3 separate regions of the Homo sapiens genome follow, and all the other regions are linked to region 1. Evidence: chromatin contacts called from ENCODE Hi-C or POLR2A ChIA-PET data. All regions are on one chromosome and are shown on one strand. Each heading gives the region's core, a stretch centred on a gene start or an enhancer-like site at or near the end of the contact. The rest is flanking DNA. Distances are from core to core; before and after follow the strand shown.

Region 1 (3,848 bases), core at 1,274-3,773:
TTGGAGTCCTAGTGCACAGTTGGGGGAATGGAAAGTGGTGCAGGCACTATAGAAAATGTTATGGAGGGCCGGGTGCGGTGGCTCATGCCTGTAATCCCAGCACTTTCGGAGGCCGAGACAGGCGGATCTCGAGGTCAGGAAATCGAGACCATCCTGGCCAACATGGTGAAACCCCGTCTCTACTAAAATACAAAAAATTAGCCGGGCATGGTGGTGCGTGCCTGTAGTCCCAGCTACCCGGGAGGCTGAGGCAGGGGAATCGCTTCAACCCGGGAGCCAAAGGTTGCAGTGAGCTGAGATCGCGCCAGTGCACTCCAGCCTGGAGACAGAGCGAGACTCCGTCTCAAAAAAAACAAACAAACAAACAAACAAAAAAAAACAGTTACAGAGTTTTCTCAAAATATTAAAAATTAAACTACCATCTGATCTAGGAACCCCACTTCTGGGTATTTATCCAAAATAATTAAAATCAGCACCTGGAAGAGCTATTTGCATTCCCATATTCACTGCGGCATTATTCTCAATAGCCAAGATTTGGAAACAACCTGAATGTCCACGGATGATTGGATAAAGAAAATTTGGTATATAAATACAAGGGAATATTATCCAACCTTTAAAAAGAAGGAAATTCTGCCACATATGACAACATAGATAAACCTGGAGGACACTATCCCAAGTAAAATAAGTGAGTCACAGAACAACAAATACTGCACGATCCCACTTCTCTGAGGTATCTAAAATAGTTAAACTAATAGAAAGAGAGAGAATAGTGGTTGCCAGGAGCTAGGGGAGGGGAAATGAGGAGTTGCTACTCAATAGGTATAAAGTTTCAGTTATGCAAGATGAAGATGTTCTAGAGATCTGCTGTACAACATTATGCCTGTAGTTAATAATACTGTATTGTACACTTAAAAATTTGTTAAGTGGGTAAATCTCCTGTTAAATGTTCCTGCCACAGTTAAAGAAAAAGAGAGAAAAAGAGAGTGAGAGAGACAACGATAAGCTATTGAAGGACGCTCAGTGGAAAGTGTGGTGATGTAGGCAGTTTTTATTTTTGCTTAGGATTTTGTTTGCTTGTTTACCAGTATGGTAAGCATTCTGTGAGACCATTCTTGCCTCTCATGTGGTCCTTCGTGTAACCAGGGCTGGATTTGTGCCAGTGTGCAGTGGCATTCTGACTAAATGTTAACGTTTGAGAGGCATGCACAAGGCCTACGGCTGACAATGTCTTCCTTGCTGTTTTGCAACTCCCGACATTTATCACCACTTTGAGTTAAGGTCCATATTCAAGTCAGATTGTTTCCAGATAATCATTGAGGTACTGGCATGTAACACACATTAAATAATCTCATCTGCTAACAGAGAGTAAGTGCATTTTTACATGTTTTAGAGATTAGAATTGGATCCAAATGAGGTGTAACGTAATGGCACCATGAGATCTGTGGTGGGGAAGGGTGATGGGGAGAAAAGCTTCAGCAAAAAGAGGACTAAAGTAGAAATATCAACCGCCAGCTTTCATCTGTGCCTGGGGGCGGTCCTTCCTGTGCTCGTGGCACGTGTTTATACTATGATTGACAACCCTTAAGGAGAAAGGCTAAGGTCATGAAACAAAGCTCTCTTTCCTTTTCTTTTCCCTCCCCCTACCTTTACCCCATTCCTTTCTTTTTCTGTAAAAGCTAGCTGTGATGTGTAAATGTTGCACCTGTCACCCTGACCTCATTGTAGAGCCATCTTCTGAGTAACTGGCAACTGGCAACTGATGCTAAGTGCTATGAATGCAGCTGGTGGGAACTGAACACACCAGTGTAAAAGATGAAACTAGAAGTCCTTATCTGTAAAGTGAGGGTGTCAGGCTAAGCGACCAATAAGCTTTGCTTAAGATTTTATATTTGTGAAGCATTTATATGTAAATACTTTCACTTTTTCCTCTGATCTCTAAGGAAGTGGTGTTAAGTTTGAGTTTGTCATAATTTCACAGGGTGACTCTTAGTTGAAATGTCACTGACAGCTTGCGGTTTGGACTTTTTTTTTTTTTTTTTTTTTTAACTCCAGTCAGAAACAACTAGAAGCCATTAAACAACTACAGGAAGATGCTGTCAACCAGGAAGGCATCCTTAGGAAGAGGCTCCAAGAAACCAGCCAACGGCTGGAGGATGTGGAGGAGCAGGTAGGGTGGCTCATGGCTACATTAGATTCAGGGGACATCTCCTCAGATGCCCTGCAAACCATGAAATAAAAATGGAGGAGGAACAACAACAACAAACAAAAAAAAAAAGCAAAGAGGAACTGCAAGTTCAGTCCCTAGCGACTAACAGTGAGCAGAGGAAGTAAAGGGGGAGTTGTAAGAGAGGCGGTATCAACAGCCTGCTGATGAAAGAGGCGACTCTGCAGAAAGAGGCAACTTGACATATCAGGACTTTAACCGCTGTAGAAATAGCTCAGGCATACCAAGCCCATGCAAACACAGAATTGCAGAAGTTCAGGAGAGGCTTATCACTTCCCTGAGAAGAAAAACACATTTTCAGTTTTGCCTGCATCATAAGAGTGAGCACTCCATTGCTTTCTTTCCTGGCCACACTGCTACAATCCAGCACTAACTATCCATGTCCAGGGTAAGGATCGAGATCGAGAAGCCCACACTGCCAGTGAAAAAGCTACGTCTTTACTGCATAAATTAGAGGAAGCAATTTCGGAACAACGGAACCTTCAAACTATAAATACTGAATTATCGAACACTTGCCAGGCACTTCAGCAGAAGACAAGGAAACTGAAGAGTGAGTAGCAAATATTCATTTATGACCCAGTTTTTGTCCACCCTCAGGCGGGGCATAGGACTACAGACATTTTTCTAGATTACAGCTAGGATATTATTCCTGAGTTTATGACAATGAAATGGTTTGAGAAGGCAATATTGTGGGGCTTTCAGAGAGGTTTGCTGAGTGGCTAGGTGCATGCATGGGTTTAACCATTAACTTCCCTTTTTGCCTTTTTATTATAAGCTGGTTTTGTCTGTGGCTGTTTTTTTCTTTTAAAATTAATTAAAACTTCTCAAAATTTCTAAAAGTAAACAAGGAGAAAAATCTAGTATGCATGGTATATTTGAACTTGCAAGTTGTTATATATTATACTCTGATTTTATTAGCTAGTTTTTTTCCTCTCATATGGTAGAAAAGGCCTTGCTCGTCTATTTTCTTTGGAAATTTTAGGGGGTTGGGCAAAATAATTATGAATTCAGTGTATATCAAAATATCAAATGTGTGAAAATTCTTTTAAAGTTTTAATGCATTCTCTACATACATCTACATACATATTTTGCATTTTAAAAATTGGAATATTTGTCATTTTTCTGTATTACCCAAAAGTATATAAACAGTTACCAGAGATTTATGTGAGAAGACAGTTGTCACATTACAGATGTCAGATTAGCTATAAAATTGTTTCATTCTAGAAACCTAATATGGTAAAAATAAACCTTACTTATTTAGCCATTTATCAGACAATTGCTTTTGTTCAGCCAGTTTCTTGTTCTAGCAGTATAAATATTCTTTTTATAGAAAGTTACTTGGTTTGAGAAATAAACATTGTTTATTTGTTAATTGTTATATAATTATAAATAATTATATATTTAATATATAAGCTTAAGGTAGGCTAGAGATGAAAAATTTCAGACTTGTGTTTGTTTTGGATTTATTGTACCCTTTCTACTATTATCTGAGAAAGCTATTTAGGAGTTTAAGAAATAGTCTAGTTTTAAAATAGCAATGGTTTGCCGGACACAGTGGCTCACCCCTGTAATCCCAGCATTTTGGGAGGCCGAGGTGGGCAGATTGCTTGAGCCCAGGAGTTTG
Region 2 (4,314 bases), core at 1,628-4,127, 2.2 Mb after region 1:
ATGTTCCTACTCTGCTATCATAGCAGATGGTCTTAGACCTTGCACTTGTTACCTCATTGTCACAAGACGGCTGCTCTACCACTCAAAATGCATTTGTATTCCAGGTAAAAAAAGAAGGGAAAATGCAAAGAGCAAAACAGCACATGTCAGCTGAGAAAGCTTTTGATAAAAGAACTTTCCTCACATCCCATCCAACAACTTCTACTTACATCTCACTGGCCAGAACGGTGGCTCATTGATACTTGGTTGGTAAACTGGGGAGAGACCAGTTATGCAATCCTCTCTTCTAATGTTGAATAATGCAGAGGTTCTTTGGATGGTGTAAAGTCTCATTCAAAATCAAAATTCTCCAAGGAAAACTTAAATGAGCAGAGTAAGCAATTTAGGAGCTATAGGTTTGGTCATTTAGGATGTTTATTGTTCTCTATTTTGCTGAAGTAGTTTCCTCTAATCTGAGTGTTACGAATACTATTGAGAAAAATTCCCTGTCTCTAGCAGCATGGAAATGCATTCAGCTTTCTACAGATACAGTCAAGAGTAATTATGAAGTTTAGAAAAGATACCCTGAATCGCTCCCTGTGCTGATATCTGGGCCTGTACTTTCTTCATGGAGCTGGCTGGTTGATTAATTCTGAAAAAGTCAGCAGTGTGCATACAGATAAAGCCTCAAAATATGGAAATAAGACATAATAGAGAATACATTTGGGTTTCAGCTAATCTTAAAATACTGGTGAATAATTTATTCTTCTAAATACTCTGCTTAAAGTCTAACCGATGATTGCTATTTATCAGTAATTAGACTCTCCATTTCAGCTCCTTTTCTCACAGACAGAAATAGCATGATCAGTTTTAAATTGGCAGGGAGGAATTAAAGGCTTTTCAATAATGTTTTTAATTTTTAAAAAGACACATTTACTGTAGAAAATAGAGAAAAGTACCAGAATGATGAAAATTATCCCTAATTTCAACAACTAGAAGTAATCAACATTGTAAAGTATATTATTTCACTCTTTCATAACATTTACATGTTATGTTTTAAATAGATAAAATGTATATAATATGCATAAAATGTATATAAAAAGATATGTGTGTGTGTGTGTGTGTGTATGTACACACACACACACACACAAATTGGGATCATGATTCGCATACTGTTGTTGTGCCTAACAAGATACCTTGAACATTTTTTCATGTCGCTGAGTTTTCCTCTATAATACTTTTCAAAGGCCACATAGTGTTCTGTTGAATCCAGGTACCAATTTATTCAAGAAATCCCTTACTATTAAACATTCCAATTCTTTCTAGATTGTATTATTTGAGACAAGGTCTCACTGTCACCCAGGCTGGAGTGCAGTGGCGTGATCATGGCTCACTGCAGCCTCAACCTCCCTGGCTCAGGTGATCCTCCCACCTCAGCCTCCTGAGTAGCTGGGACTACAGGCATGTGCCACGAAGCTTGACTAATTTTTTAATTTTTTTTTTTTTTGTAGTGCAGGGGTATCCCTATGTTGCCTGGCTGGTCTTGAACTCCTGGGCCCCAGTGATCCACCCATCTCAGCCTCCTAAAATGCTGGGATTACAGGCGTGAGCCACCATGTTCAGCCAATTTTTATTATTATACATAATTCTGTGAGGAATAACTGCATAACTCTCTCACACTTCTGATTATTTCTTAAGGGTAAATATTCATAGACGAGAATGAACATTGTATTTTGATATCACTTGTTTCTGCCTGCCTAGAGTTTCTTCTCATTTTCACATGATAGAACTGACCTCCTACCTCACTCTCTCATTGCCTTTTAGTATCTGCCTCTCCCACAACTGGTAAAATGTTTCATCACATGGCTGGGACTGATCAGAGTGCCCTGTCTCCTACCACTCCAGGCACAGTGACTGGTCCAGGAGTGAGCATATGATCTAAGTAGGGCCAATAAGAGGGAAATTTTCTAGGTCTGATAATAACTCTTGGATGAAAACATCTCTTTCCTTCTGAAATTCTTAAATGGCACCAAAAATCATTTAAGGTTGGGACTGATGAGGGCCCTCTTGATGCCAACATGGAAGAAAGCAGAGCTAAATAATGAAGTGACAAAGGGGGATTCCTACTGACATCTTTTTTCTCTTTCTTTCTTTCTTTTTTTTTTGAGACAAGGTCTCACTGTCACCCAGGCTGGAGTGCAGTGACGCGTTCATGGTTCACTGCAGCCTCAAACTCTTGGGTTCAAGCCATTCTCCTGCTTCAGCCTCCCCAGTGGCTGTGATTACAGGTGTGCACGTCCATGCCTGGCTAATTTATTTTTATTTTTGTAGAGATAGGGTTTCACTATGTTGCCCCAGCTCGTCTGGAACTCCTGGCCTCAAGCGATCCTCCTGCTTCAGGCTTCCAAAGTGCTGGGATTAGAGGTGTCAGCCACTGCGCCCAGCCTGATGCCATCATTTCAGTTCCTGGTCTCAGCCATGACCGAAGCAAGGTGCTTCCCTAGACTTGTCCAATTATTTGACCTAATAAATTTCCCTGTTTATTTAAACTAATCTGAACTGGCTTTCTGTCTTTGGCAATCAAGGCTCTTGACTAATGTAACTATTGTTAAGGTTTTGATATGTATTTCCAAATTACCTCCCAGAACTACATTGCCAAATACACATGTGGAATGTGGAATTTTAAATTGAATTAATGTTAATATTGCTGCAATGTATCAGTGTAGAATTACAGTATGAGTCAATCTATCTTTTTTTCGTATTTCCATACCCTCATGAGTAAAGCAAAACATCTCAAACAAATCATCACACTCAAGTAAGTAAAGGTGGAGACTGTGATGAATAGAGATCAAGCTAGGTTTATATTATGCCCAGACATCAGGCTGAGTACAAGCCCTTGCTGTCAGGGAGGGGGAAATAAGGTCCATGTACCCTGTAGCCAGTTACACAGTGTGTCTCTAATACCTTTACTTTCTTCCCACATGCAGAAGTGAAAGTTAAGAGAAGTCTGAAGAAGGAGTCAGTTCCAAGAAAGGAGTTAAATTATTCAAGAGTAAGTTGTCAACTTCAAGTCAGTGAGCCAAGGCAGAGTAGTTCATAAAGAAACTGTGACTAGACTAGGTGGTACTCAGTTTCTGAGACAGATTTCTGAGCCAGGCCTGTGGGCAGCTGTACGAGGAGATGGGTTGGGGAGGGGTGATTTTAAAAGGATGCTAAATAACACTGGCAAAACCAAATCAACTCCACACACCAGTGAGATGAACTGGAAAACAGTGTTCATTACTCCAGTTTTTCTATCAACTCCTTATGTAGCTGTGGAGCTAAAAACTGGCTCCAGTCTCACTGAGGTAGACACTATCCTTTTTTTATTTTTTTTAATGGAGACAGAGTCTCGTTGTGTCGCCCAGGCTGGAATGCAGTGGTGCAATCTCTGCAACCTCCACCTCCCAGGCTGAAGCAATTCTCATGCCTCAGCCTCCTGAGTAGCTGGGACTACAGACACACACCACCATGCCTGGCTAATTTTTGTATTTTTTAGTAGAGATGGAGTTTCAGCATGTTGGCCAGGCTGGTCTCAAACTCCTGACCTCAAGTGATCCACTGGCCTCAGCCTCCCAAATTGTTGGCATTACAGGCATGAGCCACCACGCCCAGCAGCACTATTCTTTTAAATAAAATTTGTACGATGCTATTGATTTGGACTGGGCCTCTACAGATCAAACCAAAATGGAGTCACTCATGCTAAAGTTTCATGTCACCAAACAGAAACTAAGTCATCTACCTTTCAAGAAACTAAGGGGGAGAGAGAGAAAGAGGGAAAGACAGCATAGCCAAATCCCCTAACAGGCCAGTTTTAGCTGGCATGATAAAGGAGTACCCCCTGCTTTAATCCGATAAGGAAAGTAACTTTGAAATGACCGATTCACTTTTTGTTCCTTATTTCTGCTTTTTTTTAACCCCTTTTCTGCCTATAAAGCCCACCTCTTCTGCTTAGCTCATCAGATCACCTTTTCTAAATTTTTTATTTTATTGATTGATTGATTTTGGGTAGAGATGGGGGTCTCTCTCTGTTACACAGGCTGTTCTCAAACTTCTGGGATCAAGTGATCCTCCTGCCTTGGCCTCCCAAAGTGTTGGGATTACAGGCATGAGCCATGGTGCCCAGCCACCTTTTCTAAATTTTTATGGGAGATAGTACCCTGATCCATTCATCACAAATAAAAGCCAATTAGATCACTTAACTACATTTGTTGTAATTTTGTCTTTTGACAGTTCTCAAAAGGAAATGAAAACAACACTTTATTAGCAGCAGCGCATCTAAAATGGATATTTTTG
Region 3 (4,265 bases), core at 1,703-4,202, 2.7 Mb after region 1:
ACACACCCCCCTCCACACACACACACGCACACCCCAGGAATTTCAGGCGACCATCAGGTGACGGTCAGGTGGTTATTAACTGTCTTTCTAAAACAATAATTGGTTGCAGCCAGCACCAGGGAATAGCATTCTCCCAATAGATACAAAAAACCTGAAACTAGTGATCAGCAACTTTCCAGTAAGATCTCAGGAGCTGGGTGAGTGTGCGCAAGCGTGCACATTAAGAAGCAAAATGGCAGAATTTAACTGGTATTTGATCTTCTAGGGACGTGCAACTGCTAATGGAAGAATGCCTCAAGTAAGCATGTATACGACTCCAATAAACACACTATGCATGCTCCCCTCCCAAGTCCTGGCAAGCCACTGTGCATGCAGACAGCCCACCCCAAGGGAAAAATCAGGGGAGAAGGGACATAGACCCCAGAAGTATGCCAACGTATAAAACCCTAAGTCAAAGGTCAAATGGGGTACTTGACTTTCAAGTCGCCCACTTGGCCCTCTTCCCAGTGTATTTCCTTCCTTTTGTTCCTGCTGTGAAGCTTTTTAATAAACTTTCACTCCTGCTCTAAAAGTCGCTTCTGTCTCTCCTTCTGCCTTATGTTCCTCGATCAAATTCTTTCTTCTGAGGAGGCAAGAATTGAGGTTGCCGCAGACCTGTACAGATTTGCCGCTGGTAACAGTATGAATATGATCATACTCCTTTTGTCCCTAAATTTCTATGGTATAGGACTTGCACTTTACTAAAATATACAAACTTGCAAGAAAAGGAGGCTGTTGCATTGACCCTACACTTAATGCCAATGCCCACCGTTTATATTTATGCCTTTAATCACGACTGTCGTAAGAAAAATATTATTGCTGTCATTTTCCTTGAAACTGAAACTCAGAAAGATAAGGTAGATTTGCCCAAAATCATAAAGAACCAGAGCCTGGATTCAAACCTCACCTCCATCTGATTAAAAAGGCCATGATTTTGATCTTAAAAATAGTCCGAGGAGAGGAGAGAACTCCATTGGAATATGGGGGCAGAAGGTGATGTGATGTGATGTGTCTACCAGCCAAGGAGTGCCAGCAACCATTAGAAGCTAGGAGGGAGGCATGGAACAGATTCTCCCTCAGAACCTCCAGAAGGAACCAACCCTGCCGACACCTGGATTTTGGACTTTCCAGACTCCAGGATTGTGAGAGAGGAAATTTCTGTTGTTTTAAGTCACCCAGTTTACGGTACTTTGTTCCAATCCCCTAGGAAACTCATACATCATGCTTCTATTTTGGAACAATAACAGGATGGTAAAAGTCCAGAAAAGATGAAGATGATGAATATTACAAATACTTGTCCATCTCATGCTATTTGTCCCCCTCCCATACCTTACTGATTGATGTCCATGGCGCACTGAATGTTCACAGCTAGAATATTCTTGGACACCTGCATACCTCTGCTCTACTGGTTGTATGCTTACCAAGAATCGGTTTTGTTTATTTTTAGTTGTTTTTACTGTTATAATTTTGTCACTTTGAGACAAAATAGGGAAATAGGCCAGACCCATGCCTGTAATCCCGACATTTTGGGAGGCCAAGGCAGGAGGATCACATGAAGCCAAGAGTTTGGGACCAGCCTGGACAACATAGCAAGACCCCCAACTCTACAAAAAACTTAAAAATAGAAAAAATAGGCCAGGTGCAGTAGCTCACGCCTGTAGTCCTATCACTTTTTTGGGAGGCCAAGGCAGGAGGATCGCTTGAACCCAAGAGTTTGAGACCAGCCCTGGCAACACTGTGAGACCTCATCTCTGGAAAAACAATTTTTTTTTTAATTAGCTGGGTGTGGTGGTGCGTGCCTGTAGCCTCAGCTACTTGAAAGGCTGAGGTAGGAGGATCACTTGAGCCTGGGAGGTCAAGGCTGCAGTGGGCCATGGTCCTGCTACCACATTCCAGCCTAGCAACAGAGCAAGACTCTGTCTCAAAAATAATAATAATTAATTAATTAATTAAAATAATTTTTAAAATAAAGAGAAAATAGAGAATTTATTTTATTTTATTTTATTTTTGAGGCGGAGTTTTGCTTTTATTGCCCAGGCTGGAGTGCAATGGCGCGATCTCGGCTCATCGCAACCTCTGCCTCCCGGGTTCATGCGATTCTTCTCTCGAGTAGCTGGGATTACAGGCATGTGCCACCACACCCGGCTAATTTTGTATTTTTAGTAGAGACCAGGTTTCTCCATGTTGGTCAGGCTGGTCCCAAACTCCTGACCTCAGGTGATCCACCCGCCTCGGGATCCCAAAGTGCTGGGATTACAGGCGCGAGCCACCGCGTCCGGCCGAGAATTGTTTTATTAAGGCTTGTATGTTAATTCATCCTACCGTAGAAAATTTAAGAGTGTTCATTAAAAGTTTATTTTCTAGGTCCTGATGAGTTCTGACTTTCTGTAATTCTAAGCTGATCTAACAACAAGCTAACCATATATAGCTAAAAGTTATAGGCTACGTACACGCGGTGTTCACTGTATGCCAACGCTGTACACAAATATTTGTCTATGCTAACTTGTCTGAGATCATACATCCCAGAAGTGGTGAAGTCAAGTTTGAAACCCAAGCACTCTGGCTCGGGATACTGCTTCTCTCCCCTTAGCGCATATTACTGGCATTAGTTGAAGACTTCTTTAATCCAAGTAAATGTAGAAAAGCAACAATTATAAATAACAAGAGTCCCTCGGGTAGACCGCCTGACTCTCGGATCAACTGAGGTTCCACCCAGAGCACGCCCGCCTTCAGTGAGCCGCAACCCCTATCCCTACGGTCTTTATCTGCAATTCTCTACGAACTGATTCACTCGATTTTTAAGGATTTTTTTTGTTTTCTTTTCATTACTTCTTTCAGTTTGGGGGAATCTTCCTGCACATTTGACTCGGCTCTGAGTGCGCAGACCAACGTGTTTCCTCTTTCTCCAGCCTAGGGCGGTGCCAGCCCAGGGAGCCTGCGCTTAGCGGCCCCAGGCCCGCCCCTGACACTGAACGCCGCTTGTCCCCTCCGGCTTGCCGTCCTCGCAGCCATGGCGGCCGCCGCGCTCCCAGCATGGCTGTCTCTGCAGTCGAGGGCAAGGACTCTGCGTGCATTCTCCACTGCCGTCTACTCGGCCACTCCGGTCCCGACACCTAGCCTGCGTGAGTGTCTGTCTCGTCTTCTCTGGGCTTTGGGGGAGGTGCAAGAGCGGAATACCGGCCTCATGAAGGGTGCCGCGGTGGCTGAGCCAGCGCCGCCCGGGGGAGGCCAGTGCGTCCGCTGCCAGGCCCGTCTGGTAGGAAAACCATGGACGTGGGTCTGTGCTCTGCACCCGCGTTGCCCGGCTTCTAGCCGCCTGTTTCTGCCCTGGGTGCTCTGGGAGTTTGCTCAGAAAGCTTACATCCCCCTTCCCCGTGACCTGCTCCTGTGTTGCCCCCGTCCACAGCCCCTGGCACAGGTTACTGGTGCTGTGTTGTTTATCGGGCATCGGCGCTGTTGAACCATGGATTTCCCCAAACATTAAGAGAGTCATACGGCTGTGCTAGGACAAATTGCTGCTCTGAATTCCAGGCCACCAAATGGGCGGCCTTCATTCAACAGGCGTTGATGACCTCCATTTAACAGAGATTGTAGGGATGCTTGATAGCGTGCTTACCCCGGAGGACTCTAGTGGAAAATACAGATTTATTAGCGGAGAAGTGCTATGTAGGGTGAGAGGCGCTGTGATAGAAGTGTGGCTAGAATGACGGGAGCGTTGAGGAGGAGCTGGCGTGAGTCTAATCAATAGGCGGATCCTACCTGTGCTACTTCCTGTTATATCTCTAATTTACTCTCCTCATACTACCAACTATCTAGTTCAGGTGACCATCTCATTTCTACAAGTTTTTTTTCCGTTTCCTGTTTCCCCTCTTGCTCTCCTACATTGAATTCTCAAAACAGCCAAATGAGGTTTTCAAAATTTAGATCTTGTCTTGCTGCTCTCATGTTCAAGATCTACAAATGGTTTCCCATTGTTTTCAGATAAACTATAAATACATTAATCCTTCATACTGGCTCTTCATAGGTCTAATAATTGTCTATTTTTAAATTTTCATTCTTAAATTCTTGGAATACTTAACTCCTATTGTATACCATGCAGTGTTCTAGACACTCACCGGAGATACGGCAAGGTGGGGAAGTCAATAGTATAAACAACCAAACAACTAAATAAGATGTCAGATAGGGTTTAATGCTTTGAAGAAAAATAAAGTAGAGTATTGAGAATG

What was found. A loop is a pair of places that touch in the nucleus more often than their neighbours do. ChIA-PET counts read pairs that join two places held with the same protein, here RNA polymerase II (POLR2A). Pooled maps may share reads with other maps.
Region 2: a loop to region 1 is called in a pooled map, with 4 times the contacts of the local background. The contact joins the enhancer-like site here to the promoter of IRAG2 in region 1. A Hi-C loop is called at or near these places in 2 of 37 single-sample maps with no recorded cell type and 1 of 50 pooled maps. POLR2A ChIA-PET finds 5 or more read pairs at or near these places in 1 of 52 experiments (GM12878).
Region 3: a map of CD8-positive, alpha-beta T cell shows a loop between it and region 1 (23-fold over the local background). The contact joins the promoter of MRPS35-DT here to the promoter of IRAG2 in region 1. A Hi-C loop is called at or near these places in 2 of 168 maps with a recorded cell type or tissue (CD8-positive, alpha-beta T cell and naive thymus-derived CD4-positive, alpha-beta T cell) and 7 of 50 pooled maps.

Annotation. Positions count from the first base shown.
Region 1 is chr12:25,050,183-25,054,030 of GRCh38, forward strand. It overlaps IRAG2 (inositol 1,4,5-triphosphate receptor associated 2), which reads left to right and starts at 2,524. Exons shown (of 22, transcript NM_001366544.2): 1 at 2,524-2,774. RefSeq lists enhancers at 1,879-1,988, 2,029-2,398.
Region 2 is chr12:27,217,439-27,221,752 of GRCh38, forward strand. No RefSeq gene overlaps it. Among named protein-coding and RNA genes, the nearest start is that of STK38L, 25 kb to the right of the region's middle. RefSeq lists enhancers at 2,764-2,813, 2,954-3,123, 3,144-3,213. Within about 2 kb of position 2,878, at least 2 of the 41 ENCODE cell types and tissues checked have a DNase peak (open chromatin) inside an H3K27ac peak, as active enhancers do; they include GM12878, where a contact is called at or near this core.
Region 3 is chr12:27,707,795-27,712,059 of GRCh38, forward strand. It overlaps MRPS35-DT (MRPS35 divergent transcript), which reads right to left and starts at 2,953. Exons shown (of 5, transcript XR_001749448.2): 1 at 2,869-2,953. MRPS35 (mitochondrial ribosomal protein S35) reads left to right here and starts at 3,038. Exons shown (of 8, transcript NM_021821.4): 1 at 3,038-3,161. The coding sequence starts at 3,050. RefSeq lists enhancers at 2,469-2,548, 2,579-2,658, 2,669-3,458.